Regions from separate parts of the Homo sapiens genome. Here all the other regions are linked to region 4. Evidence: chromatin contacts called from ENCODE Hi-C or POLR2A ChIA-PET data. All regions are on one chromosome and are shown on one strand. The core of a region is the stretch at or near the end of the contact, and the rest is flanking DNA. Distances in the headings are between cores, read along the strand shown. Region 1 holds the start of SOCS2-AS1 (SOCS2 antisense RNA 1). Region 2 holds the start of UBE2N (ubiquitin conjugating enzyme E2 N). Region 3 has its middle 72 kb from the start of MIR492. Region 4 overlaps PLXNC1 (plexin C1). Region 5 has its middle 41 kb from the start of MIR492. Region 6 overlaps FGD6 (FYVE, RhoGEF and PH domain containing 6). Region 7 holds the start of NUDT4 (nudix hydrolase 4).

The links. Hi-C counts contacts between places; a loop is a spot of excess contacts on that map. ChIA-PET counts read pairs that join two places held with the same protein, here RNA polymerase II (POLR2A). Pooled maps may share reads with other maps.
Region 1: a pooled map shows a loop between it and region 4 (11-fold over the local background). The contact joins the promoter of SOCS2-AS1 here to the enhancer-like site in region 4. A Hi-C loop is called at or near these places in 1 of 37 single-sample maps with no recorded cell type and 10 of 50 pooled maps. POLR2A ChIA-PET finds 5 or more read pairs at or near these places in 1 of 52 experiments (Panc1).
Region 2: a loop to region 4 is called in a map of B cell, with 5 times the contacts of the local background. The contact joins the promoter of UBE2N here to the enhancer-like site in region 4. A Hi-C loop is called at or near these places in 1 of 168 maps with a recorded cell type or tissue (B cell), 1 of 37 single-sample maps with no recorded cell type and 10 of 50 pooled maps.
Region 3: a map with no recorded cell type shows a loop between it and region 4 (4-fold over the local background). The contact joins two enhancer-like sites. A Hi-C loop is called at or near these places in 2 of 37 single-sample maps with no recorded cell type and 5 of 50 pooled maps.
Region 5: a map with no recorded cell type shows a loop between it and region 4 (12-fold over the local background). The contact joins two enhancer-like sites. A Hi-C loop is called at or near these places in 3 of 37 single-sample maps with no recorded cell type and 3 of 50 pooled maps. POLR2A ChIA-PET finds 5 or more read pairs at or near these places in 2 of 52 experiments (GM12878 and PC-3).
Region 6: a loop to region 4 is called in a map with no recorded cell type, with 20 times the contacts of the local background. The contact joins two enhancer-like sites. A Hi-C loop is called at or near these places in 2 of 37 single-sample maps with no recorded cell type and 5 of 50 pooled maps.
Region 7: a loop to region 4 is called in a map of naive thymus-derived CD4-positive, alpha-beta T cell, with 7 times the contacts of the local background. The contact joins the promoter of NUDT4 here to the enhancer-like site in region 4. A Hi-C loop is called at or near these places in 1 of 168 maps with a recorded cell type or tissue (naive thymus-derived CD4-positive, alpha-beta T cell) and 6 of 50 pooled maps. POLR2A ChIA-PET finds 5 or more read pairs at or near these places in 1 of 52 experiments (GM12878).

What each region holds. Positions count from the first base shown.
Region 1 is chr12:93,569,989-93,572,688 of GRCh38, reverse strand. It overlaps SOCS2-AS1 (SOCS2 antisense RNA 1), which reads left to right and starts at 1,291. Exons shown (of 4, transcript NR_038263.1): 1 at 1,291-1,424. It overlaps SOCS2 (suppressor of cytokine signaling 2), which reads right to left and starts at 14. Exons shown (of 2, transcript NM_001270471.2): 1 at 1-14. RefSeq lists silencers at 568-877, 888-937, 1,298-1,577, 1,948-2,137, 2,198-2,247.
Region 2 is chr12:93,440,607-93,443,306 of GRCh38, reverse strand. UBE2N (ubiquitin conjugating enzyme E2 N) reads left to right here and starts at 1,360. Exons shown (of 4, transcript NM_003348.4): 1 at 1,360-1,452. The coding sequence starts at 1,423. RefSeq lists silencers at 955-1,414, 1,495-1,704, 1,855-1,994, 2,025-2,144 and an enhancer at 825-1,462.
Region 3 is chr12:94,761,410-94,764,109 of GRCh38, reverse strand. No RefSeq gene overlaps it. Among named protein-coding and RNA genes, the nearest start is that of MIR492, 72 kb to the left of the region's middle. RefSeq lists an enhancer at 1,162-1,221 and a silencer at 1,542-1,591. Within about 2 kb of position 1,354, at least 7 of the 41 ENCODE cell types and tissues checked have a DNase peak (open chromatin) inside an H3K27ac peak, as active enhancers do.
Region 4 is chr12:94,207,437-94,210,136 of GRCh38, reverse strand. PLXNC1 (plexin C1) reads right to left here. Exons shown (of 31, transcript NM_005761.3): 5 at 433-547. Among named protein-coding and RNA genes, the nearest start is that of PLXNC1-AS1, 32 kb to the right of the region's middle. RefSeq lists enhancers at 1,429-1,688, 2,339-2,408. Within about 2 kb of position 1,361, at least 12 of the 41 ENCODE cell types and tissues checked have a DNase peak (open chromatin) inside an H3K27ac peak, as active enhancers do; they include B cell and GM12878, where a contact is called at or near this core.
Region 5 is chr12:94,873,669-94,876,368 of GRCh38, reverse strand. No RefSeq gene overlaps it. Among named protein-coding and RNA genes, the nearest start is that of MIR492, 41 kb to the right of the region's middle. RefSeq lists silencers at 2,335-2,434, 2,445-2,700. Within about 2 kb of position 1,273, at least 3 of the 41 ENCODE cell types and tissues checked have a DNase peak (open chromatin) inside an H3K27ac peak, as active enhancers do.
Region 6 is chr12:95,101,942-95,104,641 of GRCh38, reverse strand. All of the region lies in intron 14 of FGD6 (FYVE, RhoGEF and PH domain containing 6), which reads left to right. Among named protein-coding and RNA genes, the nearest start is that of NR2C1, 30 kb to the right of the region's middle. Within about 2 kb of position 1,326, at least 4 of the 41 ENCODE cell types and tissues checked have a DNase peak (open chromatin) inside an H3K27ac peak, as active enhancers do.
Region 7 is chr12:93,376,528-93,379,227 of GRCh38, reverse strand. It overlaps NUDT4 (nudix hydrolase 4), which reads right to left and starts at 1,303. Exons shown (of 5, transcript NM_019094.6): 1 at 807-1,303. The coding sequence starts at 905. LOC643339 (a long non-coding RNA gene) reads left to right here and starts at 1,492. Exons shown (of 5, transcript NR_040096.1): 1 at 1,492-1,791. RefSeq lists silencers at 672-971, 1,192-1,531 and an enhancer at 768-1,707.

The sequences.
Region 1 (2,700 bases), core at 42-2,541, 640 kb after region 4:
TCGCCTACAAAGAGAAAGCGGGAGGTTGGGTCAGTCCAAACTGGACCCCTGCGGCTGGGGTGGGGGTGGGGAAATAGACGTGGAAAATCCCAGGGACTCCTCCGCCTCTACGTTCCTGCACCATTTAACCCCAAGCTTCCAGTTAGCGCCCTGGCCCAGCTCTAGAGAAAAGATAAAGAGAGCAGAGATCCAAGATAAAGTTGGCTGAAGAGGTGGGGGGCGGAGGTCAGGAGGAGGGTGAACAGGGTGTCTTCCCGCCCAGGGTCACTAGCTGAAATCAAAGACTGGCGACCTAGGAAGAGCAAATAGTCACCTGCAGATCCAGTGGGAATAGGCCCTTGTCAAGGACAAGTAGAAAAAATTAAAAAGGAAAGAACAGGAGAGATTCCCCAAATTGGCATTCCGGTCTCACACCTGGCGCAGCCCGAGGGCCCCCAGGAAGAAGCACCCACACAAACTTGGTTCTCCGCCCTAAAGCGCTGCGGGGCCCCGAGGCACCAACCCGGGGTGCGGAGGTGCGGGAGCTGCCGCATCTCCGCCCGGGAGGCTCCTCGCTCCCCTCCCCCCGCTTCCTGGTGCCCGCTCTGGCGGGGTTGGGGGTGCCGCGGCGGTCGCTCCCGGACCAGGATGGCTGCGGTGGTTCTCGCCGCCGCGGGCGCTGTCGAGGAATCGGCCCGAGCGCGCAGCCCTCGCGGGGCTCCGAGGCGAGGCCGGGGCCGAGCGGGCGGTCGCGAGCGCTGCGGAAAATGCAAACCACCAACGCCGCGCTCTTACCTCGACCTCGGCCGCGGCCGCCGCCGCCGCCTCCGCACCAGGCAGCCTCCTCAGCGGACATGGGGCGGGGGGGTGGGGGGAAAAGGGGAGGTGGGAGGGGCCCGGGAGAGGAGGGGCGTCTGCCCTTGTTTCCCCCGTTAACGTTTAATTTGGGAACGAGATGCCCGGGGATGCAACCAGCCCCGCGCTCGGAGGCGGCGGTCGGAGTTCCGTGCGCAGAGGGCACACAAAAGCCTCGAGGATCATTGCCTCGACCCCATCCCCCACCGCGCGGCGACGCCCCCTACGGGCTGGGACACCTCCACTCTCGGACTGCTGCCGGGTTTCCCTCCGGCTGCGACCCTGGAGGTGGGAAGGAGAGAGGGAGGGAGGGAGGAAGGAGCGAGGGCGGGAGGCAGGCCGGTGGGGAGGAGCGGGAGATCAGGTTATTAGGAGGATTATTAATTTGAATGGCAGTTTAGGGGAAATAAAAAAAAGAAACTCCAGACACTTCCAGACGCCGAGAAGGGGCTGGAGAAAGCAGGCAGCAACGCTAGGCCGCGGGGCAGAGCCGCGGTTCGGACTCTCTCTTCCCCGGCGCTCCGAGCTGCGGAAGCCCAGGCCGTCCGCCGCTCCCCGGCGCACGCGGCCGCGCCTCGCCGCCCTCCCCGGTAACTCTCCTCGGGGCGGAGCCTTCGGGCTTCCCCCACTACCGGTACCTGCCGCGGGCGCCCGAGCTGCGGGCACGGGGTATCCTGAGGCTGTGCACCCGGGACCCCGGCGCGCACTGTCCGCGGGCCACGCGGTGAGGGTGGCTGCGGGCGAGAGGGCTCATGCTTCAGGGGAAGCCCAAGGCCCGCCAGCCGCGGCGGCTGCGACGAGACTTGGCAAGAGTTAAACGTCGGTCCCAGGAGCAGCGAGTGCGCGCGACTTCCCAGACCGACGCGCCTCCCTTGCTCCCCGCCTCCCTCCCCAGTCAGCGCTCCGCTCGCGCCCCGCCCGGCTGCTGCGGAGGCGGCTTTCCAGGAACTTTCCAGGAATCGGCCTCACGTGACCGCGGGCCCCGCTACTGCTTTAAAGAGGCTCGGTCGCAATACACAGGCTTCAGGGAAGACCGGGTGAGAGCGCTCGGGTGCAGGGCGGGCGGTGTGCACGCCGGGGTCGGCCTGCCTCTGGCCCCACACCCCGGGGTGCTCGGGCGCAAGCTAGAGATCTCCCCGGCCACCGGCTACAGCCAACCCCGTTTCGGCGGCCGGAGCCTGCCCCCTACCCGGGCCAGCTGAGCGCCCGGGTTCAGGGAAGGATAGCGATCCTTGGCCCTTGGCCTGCCACGGGGGTGGGTTCCTCTAAACATCCCGGCGGCGCCCCCTCGATGCGACCCTCCTGGCCGCACTTTTGCGGGGGGTGGGCGTGCAGGAGCGACTGTGGGTCCTCGGAAACCAGACTCTCCGGCTCTAAGACACATCGATGGCGTGGGGACGCCGTGCTCGTCCCGGTGCCCACGGCCGGGGACCGGAGGCGGTCCCCTTGATCAGGTCCTGGAAGGCAGCGAGCGGGAGAGCAGCGCCTCCTTAAGCGGCGCCGGCCGTCCTTAGTCCCCTCCCCCTGGCGCTCCGGCTCCTTGTCACCCGCACCCACCCGGCTCCTCCCTTCCTCCTCCCCTCTGCTCCAACGTCTCCGGTAGACCCGGCGGCCCGCCCGGGTCACCTGCGCCGGCTGCTAAGGGGGCGCCCTTACCTGCGCGCCCGGAAGGGGCTTGGTGACTGGCCTCGGTTCCCTCAGTCCGGAGAGTGTCTCTGCCATTCCCTGCAGGGCTGACGCCCCAGGGCTGGGATTCGGAAGGATCTCGGCACCTCTACCCTACCTGGGATTCTCACCTCCAACCCCGTTGGAGGCCCCCTGGCCTTAGTGGAAACTCATCTCCTTGTCTGCGCACCCGCCCCCGAA
Region 2 (2,700 bases), core at 111-2,610, 770 kb after region 4:
TAGCTCAATGCCATTTCACAGGCCATTTCCTATGCTTGGCATACTCTTCCCTACAAGGTCAGGTAGGTTCTTACTCATCATTGAGGACTTCACTTATTTAAGAAGGCTTCCCTGAGTTCTCAAGCAGTTAATGCCTCTCTGCTAAAATAGCACCTTGGAGGAACCTGTATTACAGACAGCCCTTAACACATTGGATTGTAACTAATTGTTTACTGGTCTCTCTTCTCCATTGGAATCTAAGTTCCTGGAAGGCACGGTCAGTCTTGTCTTCATTTATTCACCATCTACTGTCTGTTAGTGTGCTAGGAAACACTGTGGTTAAGTAGTTAAGGGCCAGGTCTTGGCGGATCTGCCTGGGGACAAAACAGCTCCTTGGAAAAGGTTAACTATCTAAGCCTCATTTGTAAAATGGAAACAACACCTCCTCACGATTGCTGTGAAGATGAAGTAAAGTGCTTGCAAACAGTCCATCACACAGCAAACCATCCGTCATCAGGATAAAACGCTTCCCCAACAATTCAATTTTCGGGCACCCCCACTCTAATTCTCTCATAGGACCTCGCACTCTATAGGTAATCTCTGCTTTACGGATTACTCTGGGTTCTTTAAACCTCTCCTTGGTCATTCGTCCTGTTAACAATTCTGAGTCTCAACCTTTAGGTCTAGGCGTTCAGAACCATTCTTCCCGCCTCCAACTCGCTCCAAACCCTTTTCCTTCAGCCTACCCTGGGCCTAGGGGCGTGTCAGAGGTCCGATTTATACAATTTAAACATCAAAACTCCCCCAACAGCGTGTGAGTAACTGGAGAGACCCCCAGTCAGAGCTTTGCCACCGAGTTTCGGTCTTGCCCTCCCTTTGAGGAAGGAGCAAGACGATGAGCCCCACCTCAGTCGTTCACTGCAGAGCCAGCAGGGAACGCGCGCAATGCAGGCTGAGCTGAAAGAACGAACGCGTGAGCTGAAAGAACGAACGCGTGAATGAATGAATGGGATACGTCGTAGGCCAGGCCTCTGTTACGTCGTCCACCGGCGCGGGCGTGGCCACGGTTAAGAGAGACGCGCGCGCAGTCGCGCGCGGGTCGTGCCGTACCACCGTCGCGGGCAGGCTCGGCCACGAGCGCCAGAGCCCCGCGCCTCCCCTCGCGGCCTGTCCCAAGTCCCTGCCCCGCAACAGAGCGTCACTTCCGCCATCCCCGGCAGCGGTTGGGGCGGGGCGCACGGGGGAGGGGGCCAGGTCGGAGGGAAGCCCGCCCGTGCCCGAGCCCGCGCCCGAGCAGGGACTACATTTCCCGAGGGGCCTCGGCGGCGGCTGCGGCGACGGGCGCGGCAACGTCCCCCGGAAGTGGAGCCCGGGACTTCCACTCGTGCGTGAGGCGAGAGGAGCCGGAGACGAGACCAGAGGCCGAACTCGGGTTCTGACAAGATGGCCGGGCTGCCCCGCAGGATCATCAAGGTAACCGCCCAGGCCGGCCTCCAGCTCTTCGCTCTGCTCTCGTCGGCTCAGCTGGGCAGGCAGCGCGGCCTCTCGCCTCCTTCGGCCCGCGGCCCGCTCTGGGAGGCCCGAGGCGGCGCGGAGAGGGGTTGGCCGCGGCGGCGAGGGAAGTCGGGTGCTGAGGAGGGGGCGCCGGGGAGACTTCCGGCCGCGGCGGGGCAGCCGGACAGCGGGGACCCGGGGCTTCCAGGCGGCTGCCCGGCGGGCCAGGGAGTGCTGTCCCACGCCCCGGCGGAGGGTGGGGCGGCAAGGCTGGGGGTCTCTGGGCTTGGGCGCGGGCCTCCATAGCTTCTGAGACCACCCCCCCGCCGGAGGCCGCGGGCGCGCGGGAATCGCGGCGGGGCTCGGGCGCCTGGTGGGGATTGTGGCCCGACAAGGTCCCTCGGCAGCCAAGCCCCTCTTCTCCGCCCCGACGGGGCCGCGGAGGTGCGGCAACCGCGGGTGCAGAATGAATGAACCGGGAGGGTCAGGCCGGGCGGGGCCCTGCGCCCCGGGAAGTGGCTCTGGGAGGCCCGCGCGTCCTGCCGCGGTCAGCACATGCTCGCCCCTGGTTGCCGCGGCTGCCTGGGTCCCGGGACGTGGGGGCCCCGCGCCCCGCTGCCCTTGCTTCCGCGATCTCTCTCTTCTGAATACGTTTCCGCTCGTTTATCTCTGCGAAGTGATTTTACTCTGGTTGGCAAACTCTTTCAGAGCTGTTCCGAGGAAATAGTTTTAACACAAGGCTGGGGGAGGGCCGCAGTTATGGGGGATTCTCTTTCTCTCTCCTCTTCTCTCCTCTCCTCTCTTTTTCGTAGATATGAGGCCTCGCTATAGTGCCCAGGCGGCTTCCAAAACTCCTGGCTTCAGAGATCTTCCTACCTTGGCCTCTGTGGGGGATCTCGTGAAATCTTTTGCCCCTCAATTTTGTGCGTTTTAATTATTAATTGGCTGTTTATGAATACTGTGTTTTGACAAGTATGTATGGAACCATGACATTTTCGATTCTTTGATTTTGTAAAGTCTTAAGGAAATATCGACAAGTCTTCAGACGTGAGATATTCCTTGTCATCACAACAACTAAACCTTAAATTTTTGTGTCGGTTTTTATGAAGGAAATTAGTTGCACATTTATGTGACTAAATGCGCCAGTTAAAGTGACTCAATTGCAGCATCATTTTGCTTGATATAACCTGGTGAACGTGTATGTTAATCTTGCTCATTCTTGTGAAA
Region 3 (2,700 bases), core at 105-2,604, 550 kb before region 4:
ACCACACCCCGCTAATTTTTTTTGTATTTTTAGTAGATACAGGGTTCCACCATGTTGGCCAGACTGGTTTTGAACTCCTGACCTCAAGTGACCCACCCACCTTGTACAAATACATACATATTATAGGAAGAATTAGAAAACAGATAAGCACAAAGGGAGTTGGGGGGTGGGGGTTGGAATTGTATAATCCCACCATCTGTAGATAATCACTGCTGAAGTTCAGGCATACACAGCCTTTGTGGTAAACTGACCTAAGCCAGTTTAGTGGTTCACAGCTAATAGGTTATGTATGGTTGATACCAGGAGCCTCCAGTGATGACAGATCTCTACTCCACAACCTCTGTAAGGGTGAAAGGAGAAAGCAAGAGCAGTTCTCAAACCAATCCTGCTACGGGGACAAACATGCATGACCAAGCAGGCACACAGCCTGTGCTGTAAACTGCGCTGGAGAGGCCCAAGCTCCCAGCTTTCAGCCGCTTAGACAAACACCTTGCATGAAAGGCTCTCCTGTGGCCTGTGCAGCAGCAGTGTTGTAGCCATAGCATTGAGCTAACTTTACTTAGAGTCACGCAGGCCACAGAATCCTCCATAACGTAAGACTGGAGGGATGGAGGCTGCTGGCGTTGCTGAATTCTCACACCCTGGTCATAAGAAGGCGGAGTGGCCTGTACAGCATTTCCAGCTGATCCATATACAGCAAGTCCTCAAATGATGTCATTTCAATCGGTGTCATTTCATGATCACCTTGATGAGAAAGTCTGTTCCTGGCTGGGGCCCCTGTCTGTGTGGAGTTTGCACATCCTCCCACATCTGCATGGGTTTTCTCCAGGTCTCCCAATTTCCTCCTACATCGCAGAGATGTACATGTTTGGTTAACTGGCATGTGGTCCCAGCCTGAGTGAGAGAGAGAGAGCGTGTGTGTGTGTGTGTGTGTGGCAGGGGTGTGTGTGGTGGGGGTGTGGGTCTGAGTGCACCCTGCTAGGGGATGTATCCTGTCCAGGATGGGTCCCAATGTTGCAGCCTCAGCTGCCGGGACAGGCTCCAGCTACCCTTGACCCTGAAACAGGAATAACTGGGCAAATAATTATCTTCCTTGTGTTTATTAACCTTACTTAAATGTATGTATAGCTCACATGTATTTCAGTGTTTAATATTATAAATGTTTTGGTTTTTATTTAGAAGTTTTGTGATTTTTTTTGTGATCAGAAATATGCCATAAGAACTTAGCTCTTGTTGATCTCAATTAGCCTGTGGCAAAATCAGTTTCACTATATGTTGTTTCACTGAAAGTTGCAGTTTCCTGTTGATGACATGAAGTGAGCCCTTACTGCACTGTCGTGCATTGCTTAACAACAGGGATATGGTCTGAGAAATGTATCGTTAGTCAATTTTGTCATTGTGTAAACATCATAGTGTACTTATACAAACCTAGATGGCATAGCCTACTACACACCTACACTATATGCTGTAGCCTGTTGCTCCTAGGCTAAAAACCAATACAAAGTGTTACCATACTGAATAGGCAGTTGTAACATGGTGGTATTTGTGTATTTACACATATCTAAACAGAAAAGGTACAGTAAAAACACAGTGGGTTATAAAAGATTAAAAATGGCACACCTGTATAGGGCATTTACCATGAAGGGAGTTTATAGGACTGGAAGTTGCCCTGGGTGAATCAGTGAGTGGTAAGTGAATGTGACCACTCACACAAGTGTAAACTTTAAACGCTGTATACTAAGACTACACTATATTCATTTAAAATTTTTTCTTTAATAATAAACCTTAACTTACTGTAACTTTAAAAATAAATTTTAAGAAACTTTTGACACGTTCATAATAACACTTAGGACACAAATATATTGGATAGCTATACAAAAAATAGTTTCTTTATATCCTTATTCTGTAAGCTTTTTTCTATTATTTATATTTTTACTGTTTCAATTTTTTGTTATAAACTAAGACACGAACACACACATTAGCCTTGGCCTACACGGGGTCAGGATCATCAGTTTCACTGTCTTCCACCTCCACGTCTTGTCCCACTGGGAGGTCTTCAGGGGCAATAACACATTTGAAGCTGTCATTTCCTATGATAACAATGCCTTCTTCTGGAATATCTCCTGAAGGACCTGCCTGAAGCTGTTTTACAGTTAACCTCTTTTTTTCATAAGTAGAAGGAGTACACTCTAAAATAACAATAAAAAGTATAGCATAGTAAATACATACACTGGTAACATAGTTGTTTTATTATCAGGTATTATGTACTGTACATAGCTGTATGTGCTACACTTTACACAAATGGAAGAGTAGTAGGTTGGTTTCCACCAGCAACACCACAAACACATGAGTAATGTATTACGCTGCAGCATTATGACGGCTGTGAGTCACTAGAGGAGGATGGGAATTTGTCAGCTCCATTATAATCTTAAGGAGCCACCATTGTTTCTACACAGTCCATTGACTGAAACGTAGTTAAGCAGTGCATAACTGTATTTTGAACACCTATTTTCATCCAAAATAATTTCTAATATCCACTATGCTTATTAACAAACCGTCTGATGTTTATTAAAGATAAAGGCAGCCGAAGCCTTATAATAGCCAATTTTTTTGGAAATACCAATTTTTTGTTAAAGTCTTTCAAATGCTAAGCAACTGCCCCTAGAGTATAAATTAAGACTCATACACCTATATACCATA
Region 4 (2,700 bases), core at 112-2,611:
TCAACACATTAGGATAAGGGACCATTACACTAAACAAAATTCTGCAATTAAGCCACCTTTAAGGTATCTCGTTGACCATGAATCTGAACCTCTTTTTTCTTTATTTTCAAAAGCAATATGTATTTCTACAACATTAGAAGTCCAACTTTTCTTCCAGTTCAACCATTGAGGGTCATCTTCAGCTCCACAAGACGACAAACTCCATGAGAGCAGGCCCATGATGTGACTTGGTTACCGCTGTATCCCCAGCACCTTGCAGAGTGGATGGCATCTGGTGGGCACTCAATATTCGTTAATGAGTGCTAAATGAATGGAGTGCTATCACTAAGCATGTTTGATTGCTAATGGATATTTTACACACAGAAGAAATTTAGCATCCGCTGTGCAAAATGAGACAATACAACGAGGACAAATTAAAATCTTTCCTCTTACCTTTTCTTTACTGCTTCGAATTATCTGAATTTTAGGGCACTTTTTTGCTCCAGACGAAATATCCAGCCAGTTTTCTAAGTTCTCTGAATGTACACAATCTCCTTGAAAAGTGCACCTAAAAAAACGAGGCAACAAAACAGCGACCCCATACGTGTGTTAGTTAAAACAGCGACCCCATACGTGCATTAGTTAAAACTTTCTTATACTTGGCTTCAGTACAAAATGCCAGACCTTGTACAGTGGATTATTGATTTGAGCGAGAATAGGAACATGATGCTAAAACCATGAAAAGCAACAAGAAAACAGCAGAGCATTTTTTTCCATCATGTCTAGGAGCAAAGAACAAATGTAGACAACATGGTGAACTTCGACTCCTGAGCCATCTCTCAAGATGACATCGCCAAATATATCTGAAACACATCCTCCCATGGATTCTGAAATAGGGAGCTCCCTTTTAGAAATGCCTAGCAAAGAACAGCTCAAGGAAGAGTTCACATATTGTATAAATTTTAGGTTTGCTATTCATTCTCAGAATATCAACCTATTGTGTAACTTGATTTTGTTTAAAAATAATAACAAAGTTACTATTTTGTGCTTTGCAGTATGATAATTAAATAGAAAAATTTCAAGGGCAGAGTCTGCCTAAGAATTTGATAAGACATTCCATAACCATCTGCTACATACCATTTATTTAGACAGATACCAAATTATATCAAAAGATATAGGTGAAACATTTTTCCAGGGCCATTTTCCCAAGTCAGCCAGCTCAGAGGCTGACCCAGATAAGTCTTAAGCTGTGGCCAGGGCCAACTACTTTGATAAAGAGATGCTCAGAAGCTGAGTGGTGAGATCACTGGCTTGCTTGATGTGTCAGTCACTCTAGGTCACACTAACTTGGGAACCCTTGCCTCACCAGACGGGGCACCAACCTGGCAAGAAGAACAAATACCAACAGCACGTTATCGCCAAAGGGTGTTGGACTCCACAGATATTCCATTGAATAGCATCAAGGAAAGAACGAAATATTTCTAGTACTACACCTCCTCAAGGCTGAAGATTAAAATGCAGGGGTGGTAAACCAGTGATGGTGAATTTTTAAAAGAAACTGAAAACACATGAATCATGAGATTGAAAAGCAACCAAATGATGACCACATTCAGCTACGGGGAGTCCCGGAGGGGATCCGAGCGGAATGAGGAATGGATGGGCCCAAACAGTGTATTTGGCTTCCTAAAGGTTTTATTTTTTCTCCTTTCTCTACTCTCTCTCTCTTTCAATTCTTAAGAATTTAGGCCTCATGGCTTCATCTTTGAGCTCTGTGTTAATTTGAATATGGCAAAAATAGAACAGGAAGTCAGTGAGTTTCACTAAACGTCATCCCCAAGCACAATACCTTTAGCATGTCACCGGCTTCTGACATTTGGGGAACCCTGCTCCCAATAAGCACATCTGTGTTCCACCTCCCACTACATCTGTGTCAGTTTCTTCTCCAACATTATAACCATGGGGATTTTCATCGGCAATTCTCCAAAGCCATAAATTTATCTGACCCTTGATGGCTAGCTCATCCGTCAAAGACATTAAGTTCAAATTAAACCGCCTGTCAATGTCAGAGAGAGTTTGCAACGGAGAGACAAGCACTGCTGGATTGAAAAACAGAATGACGAAGCTGGTTCTTTCGGTTGTATCTGAAATAGATCATGACTGTCAAAAACTCCCTGCCTCTCATGGGCACTCCGGTTTGTGTAAGGCACTTCCTCTGCCTATAAGAAAAAAAAAAATAAGCCAATTCCGAAGAGACTGGAGTACAAATATTTTTGTTGGCTCTTAATGCTGCCTGGGAGTCAAAGCCTAAGGCTGCCAAAAAAACAAGTGTAAAATATTTCATACAAATAGTGCTACAATTTGCCAATTTGTAGGCAGAAAACAGTAGTGCCACTGAGTTATCACTCCCTTTTCTGAACTCCTATAGCATTTCTTGTCAGAAGTACATATTTCGGTATTTAATCATATGCTGCCTCGAATTACAACTTAACTATTTCATAAGTCTATCTCAGTTCTCCCCAAGTAAGCTCTAAGCTCCTCAAAGAAGGGAGAAGGTCTTTAATATTTCTTTAGCAAATCCCTCAGTGTCTGGCAGCATGATATGCAAATACTAGGGTTTCAATAAATATTTTTGAATGAAAGGATGAAATATGAAATCTCTATAGGTCTTTTCTGTTGCTGATTTTTCTTTCTAGAGTTTTAATTCATGTCTGACTCCTCCTC
Region 5 (2,700 bases), core at 24-2,523, 670 kb before region 4:
ATATAAAAAATTAGCTGGGTGTGGTGGTGGGTGCCTGTAGTCCCAGCTACTTGGGAGACTGAAGTGGGAGAATTGCTCAAACCCAGGAGGCAGAAGTAGCAGTGAGCCGAGATCGCGCCACTGCACTCCAGACTGGGCACGACAGAGCAAGACTCCGTCTCAAAGAAAAGAAAAAAAAAAAAAGAACATTAAATTGATTAGATATCACATTTGCAAAGCAAAGAGTATTAATTAGAAGGAGCAGGAAGAGGTAATGTTGTAGAAAGCAGCACAAGTAGTGTTAAAACAAGGCGCTGTGGTGAGATCACACAAACCAATGAAGTGGCTAACACTGTATCTCCAGGTTAAGATTTCTTACAATGCTGAGCAAGAATACTGATACTCTAATACTCACATAGTAATACTCTAAATCTTGAACTTTACTTCTGGCTAGGCCTTTAATGCATCTATTTAGTCCAAGTTGTCATTTTACTGATGAGGAAGCTAAGGCTCTGAGATGTCAAGTGACTAATCTATGACAAAAGCTCACGTTTTTACTTCCAGGAACACCTTTACACAGTTGCACCTTTTCTATGAAGCAGAGGAGGGCAGTATTGCATGGGCATTAAGTGAGAGGGTCCTCGTGTCAGACTGCCTGAGTTGAAATCCAGGCTGTGCCACTAACAAGCTGTATGATCTCGGGCAAATGACCTGCCCTCTCTGAGCTCGAGTATCTCCCTCTAAAAAAACCATAATATCCCAGTACGTACTTCATAGAGTTGTGTGGATTGAAATGATAAGACAGGTATGGCTCAGAAGTACACTTACTAACATTGTTATTTTCCCAAAGAAAGGCAAAAACATAAAAGCTCAATCAGAAGAGATTATATATCCAGGGAGGAAAAAACCCACTGCATACAGATCATAAGATAAAGTAAAAAAGGGACATAGCAAGTGTCATTAATTGTCGTTTCTTACATTTCCCCCTCACACATCAGTCACTCCTCCCCCTATCTGTGCTGATAGGCACCAAAGAGAAATCCAGACAAAATGTTTTTATTCATTAGATCATTAAGGTACTTCGTGTAATATTACGGTCTCTATAGTGCTGCTGACAATCAATGTTAGAAAATTATAAAGGTATTTCTTTGGCAGTGGTGATCTGCCAGAATAACTGGCATAAAGGCAATGCCAAAGCTGAAACACTCATGAGAAGTGTTTACCCGGCACAAGCCTTTGCATTCCCACTGCTGTCTGCCTGCATACCTGTCACAGCCGCTTTGGAAACACAAGCGTCCTTGGATGCTTTTCAAAGGATCCTCTGACAAACAAGAGATATTTTTTTCTACACAAAATTCAGGCTGCCTTGAGTTCCGTGCTATTTGATTTACTTTGTTCAGCAGTCGAAGCAGAATAAAATCAGATTTCTTCCTGGAAGACCTTCCCACATCATTCCATCCTGTTCTTGCGGATTTAGATCCTGCATTCTGAGCTCAAGGGTGTGCAGCGTTTTCATGATCTGGGGAATACATTTTTCCCCCTTCTCATTTTTTTCCCGCAGAAGCATTAGCATTTGGGGATGGGCTCCCGTGTTGTTTGGAAAAGTTGGGGTGGAGGTCGATTGTGAAGAGAAAGCTGTGCACACAGGGGACTGCTAGGAAAACCCGTGGGTTTCGCTGGAATGGGGATGCTGACCTCTTCCCCTGCCGAGCTCCTTCACCTGAATGAGACCAGACGGTCTCTGTTCCACGGTGTTTCCTCCAGCCCCGGGTGGATCTGCTGTTTACCGCTCTTAACTCTCTTCCCACCCCTCCTCGGAAAGCTTTATGAATGCTCAGGACTTTCAAAAAACAATCGCAGAATCTAAAGAATGGTAAAGGGCCGACGCACTGGCTCACACCTCTCATCCCAGCACTTTGGGAGGCCGAGGCTGGAGGGTCGCTTGAGGCCAGGAGTTCGAGACCAGCCTGGGCAAAATGGCGAGACACCAGTCTCTACAAAAGAATAAAAATACAAAAATTAGCCGGGCGTAGTGGAGCACTCGCCTGTGGTCCCAGCTACTGGGAAGGCTGAGGCGGGAGGATCGCTTGAGCCTGGGAGAATCGCAAGGCTGCAGTGAGCCGAAATCGCGCCCCTGCGCTCAGCCTGGGGGACAGAGCGAGACCCTGTCTGAAAAATTAAAAAGAAAACGAAGAGTAGGAACGGACATTAGCGGGCCACCTTCCCATCCCATGGGGAGAATTTTAAGGTGGTACTTTTAAGGCGGGTGAGAATTGCCATCTGCGCTCTCCGCCAATCCACTCTTGCTCCGCAAACTTGGGGTCCCTGTAGGGTGGGCCCAGCTTTCACCCCAAAGCTTCTCCAGCTCAGTTCTGGGGGCCGCGGGGCAGGCATCGGAGACTCGCTCCGCTCCTGGTGGGGCCAGAACTCGAGGAAGAGGAGAGGGGCGAAGCGGCCCGAGGAGGCGGGGACGCTGCGACGGCGGCAGAAAGGCCCCGGGGCCCCGGAGCTCCGCGAGCTCAGTGCGCCCTTGGCCGGCTCCGCGCCTCCGCCGCAGCCCGGGAGAGCCCCGGGGACCCCGCGGCCAGCGCTACCCCGCCCCGCCCCCGCCGGCTTGGCGGCCGCGGCGCAGGCGTGTGCAGGAGGGGGCAGCGCGGAGCTCCCGGCCGGCCGAGCGTCGCCGCCGGCCCAGCCCTTCTCGCGCCCAAGTCGCCGAGCCCC
Region 6 (2,700 bases), core at 77-2,576, 890 kb before region 4:
AACATGATTAAACCCCATCTCTACTAACAATACAAAAATTAGCCAAGTATGGTGGCAGGCACCTGTAGTCCCAGCTACTCAGGAGGCTGAGGCAGGAGAATTGCTTGAACCCAGGAGGCGGAGGTTGCAGTGAGCGAAGATCCCACCACTGCACTCCAGCCTAGGTGACAGAGAGAGATTCTGTCTCAAAAAAAAAAATTTTTTTTTTAGAGATGGGGTCTCCATATGTTCCCCAGGCTGATCTTGAACTCCTGAGCTCATGCAATCTTCCCACCTTAGCTTCCCAAAGTGCTGAGATTACAGGTGTGAGTCACTGTGCCGGCCTATTTTTAAGAATACATAAACATAGATTTTTGTGAGTATAACAGGGAAAGATATTGCCAACACTTTTTGCACTTAGGTTAGCTACTGACTTTTTGTTCTTCTTTTTCTTCTTTCCCAATACCGTGCAGTTTTACTCTTGATTTACCATGCAAGGAAGTGGCTGAGAGCAGAGGCAACAGTATGCTAGAAGCACAGAGATTAAAATGTTCTTCTGAATAGAATAACAATGGTGAAAGTGCTTTGCTGATCATTTTTTAAGTGGCTATTTCAAATTGTTTTTAAGAACAACTAGTGCTTTATAGGTTATTAGGAAATTTGTAGGTGTCACTTAAAGGTTCTAACAAACCTATGAGGTAGGTGTAATCTCCTTCTAAAAATTAGGAAACTAAATTACAGAAAAATGGAGTTGCTGTCTTACGGATACATATTTGACACAGCCAGGATGCAAATCGAAGTCTTTTGCTTTTAAGTCCATTGTTATGGGCTGGGTGCAGTAGCTTACGCCTGTAATCAAGCACTTTGGGAGGCCAAGGCGGGTGGATCACCTGAGGTCAGGAGTTTGAGACCAGCCTGGCCAACATGGTGAAACCCCATCTCTACTAAAAATACAAAAAAATTAGCCAGACATGGTGGCATGTGCCTATGATCCCAGCTACTTGGGAGGCTGAGGCAGGAGAATCACTTGAACCTGGGTGGTGGAGGTTGCAGTGAACCGAGATCACTCCACTGCACTCCAGCCTGGGTGATAGAGCAAGACTCCATCTCAGAAAGAATGGAGGGAGGGCGGGAAAAGAAATCCATTATTATTTATGATACCACCTTGCCCCAGACCGGAACCTGCAGTGACTTAATATGTTGCCATAATGTAATTCAAGTGCTGAGGAAACCTGAAACTCTATGACTCATAAAAATACATTACTGAGTTACTGACTGAGTGGCGGAAGTGGGTATTTGGGAAGGTTTGACTGGTGAAGGGAGAGATGCCAATAGTCATAGCATGCTCCACTGCACAATCTAAATAATGAGACACTGTCTTCTCAGACCTAACCTTTGATCTAATAAAAATAGAAGCAAACGCTTTTGTAACACTTACTGTATGCCAGGCACCATCATAAAGACTTTATGTGTAGTACTTCGTTTCATCTTCACAGCAACCTGTAAGGCAAGTTGTCGTTATTATACCCATTCTATGCTGAGAAAAGCCACTCAGCTATACTAGCAGAGCCAGGATTTGAAACCAGGCAGTCTGTTTCCAATTGTCCATACCACTGAAATCAACTAGGATCTTAGGAGCAGGTGGAGTAGTGGCCAGAATCATTTATTACTCTGCATCAGTCACAGTGCTCATGTTTCGTTTTATATTTATTTTCTCTTTTAAGTTCTATGATAACTTTGTGGGGTGGATATTATCTTGATCTTCCAGATTAGAAAAATGGAGGCTCAGAGAGGTTCAATAACACATCTAAGGTTACACGAGTAGTAAGCAGTGGAGCTGTGATTTGAACCTAGGTGTTTCTGACAACCTTTATAATTTTGCTTACGTCCATGAATGTCAAGGACTCAAACCAAATGTCTGACTTCCCAAAATCAGAGGACCACAAGAGTCATCCTGGGGTGTGCTACTCCTCTGAAATGCAATGGCTACTGCTGCCTGACATACAGGATGACAGGAGAAGACAAATACCTGTGTCTAGGGTTTGTCAAATGCTTCGCAGCTAGCAGTCAGAACAAGCAAATTTCTTGGGGGTACCTGAAGCATCCACCAGATACCAATATTTAGAGAGTGCAGGTAAACTCTCAATCACTTAGCATTGTGACTTTTTCTTTTCTTTTCCTTTATTGTTGTTGTGTTTTTTTTTTTTTTTTTTTTTTTTGAGAAAGGGTCTCGCTCTGTCACCCAGGCTGGAGTGCAGTGGCACGATCTCGGCTGACTGCAGCCCCCGCCTCCCGGCTTCAAGCGATCCTTGTGCCTCAGCCTCCCAAGAAGCTGGGACTACAGGCATGCGCCACCATGCCCAGCTAAGTTTTTAATTTTTAGTAGAGACAGGGTTTCACCATGTTGCCCAGGCTGGTCTTAAACTCCTGACCTCAAGTGATCCACCCACCTCACCCTCCCAAAGTGCTGGGATTACAGGCGTGAGTCACCACGTCTGGCCATCTTTTTTAATTTTAAGATAGAGATGACCTTTCACCATATTGGCCAGGCTGGTCTTGAACTCCTGACCTCAGGTGATCCACCCCCACTCAGCCTCCCAAAGTGCTACAGGCAGGATTGTGTTCAGCCCTTTTTTCGTTTTTGAGGGATAGAGGAGTTTGAACAAAAGTTCAGAGAACAAGGCCGGTGCTAAGTGGCTCATGCCTGTAATCCCAGCACTT
Region 7 (2,700 bases), core at 54-2,553, 830 kb after region 4:
CAATGCAGATGGGTAAATTATCCAAGAACGACTGCTCTGAGAACGAGAAAGGCTACTCCTTTCCAGATGTCAAGCCAGACAGCAAAGAACCCTTTATACATAAGCTGAGAGCTGGAGATTACTGTCTGAAAATGGCAGCTTTGCCCATCTCTAGTCCATCGTCTCCCTTTTGGCATTATTCCACATTTTTCACTAACCATTTTTCTGCAGTCAGAAAACTTTAAGAAGGGAAGGCCGTTTTAAAAATGAGGCATAATTATGCCAACAGCTTGCGGGTTCATGGACCCACAAGAATTGCCAAGACTAGACTCAATTCCAAGCACGAGGACTGTCTGTTACTCCACAAACATGCTTAGATCGAATCCGAGACCGCAAACGGCTGTAACATGGAAGGAAAATATGTAAAAGAGGCACAAGGGCTCTGCTGCAACACTCACGCCATTTCCACCCTCCTCTCGCTGAGCACTCGAGGTTTATCCGGCTTTCAACTCAATTCGCACGTTAAGATGGTGACTCCCGCTAGGCGAGACTTACGCGGCCCGGGACCTTCCCGGGGACCAGGCGCCTTCTCGAGTGCCCAGATGGAGAAACTGGGGCTGGGCGAGCCCCCTTTGTCTCATCTATCAGCCCAGAGAAAGGAAGGAAGAAGTGAGGGAGGAAAGGAGTGAGGGAGGAAAGGAGGGAGGGAGGAAGGGGGCTAATCCCTCCCAGCCCCGCAGCCTGCGCAGGGGCGGGGAGCGAGGGGAAGCACCCGGGCCCTAGACCCCGGCGCCCCGGAGGGCAGCGTGCGGCGCCGGGCGCCCTACCTCGTCCTCCTGCTCGCTCCGGAAGCACAGGCACGCCGCCCGCTTCTTGAAGCCCTCGCGGTCGTAGGTCCGCGTCTGGTTGGGCTTGAACTTCATCATAGAGGCGGGCTCCTGCTGCTGCTGCTGCTGCTCCGGCCGCCGCCGTGGGGGCCCGGCCGCCGCCACCCCGCCGGGGAGTGGGGGCGAGGGCGAGTCGGGCGCAGGAGCGCCCGGGAGCGCTAGTCGGTGCGGGAGGTGCGGCGAGGCCGGTCAGTCCCGGGGCCGGCGGCCGCTCCGACGCGGGCGGGACGGGACGCTAGCGCGGGTCACTGGAACCAGGGTGCCGAGATGAAAGCTCCGCCTCTGCCCAGTTGTCCGCCGCTCTCCATGGAGCCCGACTCCCGCTCGCCTCCGCTCCCTCCGGCCGTAGCCGCCAGGGGAAGGGCGGCTAGAGGCGCGCGCCACGCGGAGACAGTTGCGAAGACCCGCTCCCACTGAGCAGCAGCACCGCGGCGACCGCGCGCCGCCCCCTCTGCTCTGTTTAAATGAAGCCCACATGCGCCCCGCCTCCCCCGCGCGCCACTGCGCCTGCGTGCAGAGACCATTGCAATGGGGTGGGTGGGTAGGTGTGGCGGGGGAGGTAGGGGCGGGACCTCGGCCGCCCGGTGGGCGGGGCCGCGCGCACTCCCGGGCTGGAGTTCGGCGAGGCCTTGGGACTGGCGCTGGAGCCCAGCGTGGGATGACCGTGCCCCGAAAACATGCCAGTGAATGGAAAGAAGCCAAGGTCCCCTCCCTCCCTGCTTATACCCTCAACTTTGCCAATGAGGACCCTAAATACCAGCTGCACTACAGGGGATGTAACTACATACACCGTCACCAAAGTTGCAGCCTGGCCAAGAAATGCCAGGGGACGTCGCGGCGATTGCAGACTCCGCGGTGACTGTGTAGATACGTCCAGAATTCGCCCTTGTAGCGCGGGGAGAGGCGAGAGTGAAGGCCTAGAAAAGTTAAGACGTTAACTGTTTTTTTTTTCTTTGTTTTCACAAATGGGGGGTAGGCAAATTTCCTTTTTTTTTTTTTGTATTTAAATTTTTAATCTTTGGTTGGGGATGGCTTGTATTATTTAAAGAGTCAACTCTAGCTTAAACGTTTCTTTGAAGCTGTCTATAACATCCCCCACTTTGTGCCACCTTCCGGAAAGTATTAATACTGGCAATGGCTAATAGTTGCGAAATGGTTTTCATGTGGATCTCATGCTAAGTAACAGCGCAGCTGGATGCTGGGGCCACAGCACTAAAATATAATGGGATTTCTGCTATCTGGGAGCTTACAGTACCTTGGGGACTTGGAACAAACAACCTCTACACTTCAGAGTGTTAGAAGGGCTAAGATAGGAGCCAGGAGGCCTGATCTTAAGGTAGCTCGAGAAACCCAAACTCAGGCCATTCTGCCCTTCCACAGAGGCCCAGGTTGCTTGGGTCCTGACTTGGTTGGTTGGTTTTTCACCCCTTGAGGGCCTATTGTGTGTCAGGCACTGGCATCTAACAAAACCAGTCAGCCCCTGCCTCTCCAGGAGCGTAGGCACCTGAGAGCACACCGTCAAATATTAAATGATCACACGTGTACACGTAAAACTACAAATGTAATGGGCTCTAAGGTTTCAGACAAAGATTTGACCAGATCTGCAGTCAGAAAAAGATTATTGGGGCAGCAAGGCAGGAGCTGAGGGCTGAAGGAGGAGGAGCTAAATTGACCAAGAGCTTTCAAGGCAAAGGGAACTGGGATTTCTGCAGAGCCCAAAGTGGGAGGGAGTGAGGAGAGTTCTCAGAAATGAAAGAAAAGGCCAGTGTGGCTGCAGAGCGGAGGCAAGCTGGTTCCGCCTCTGGCAGAGGGGCCTGTGAGGCCTGACTGAGAG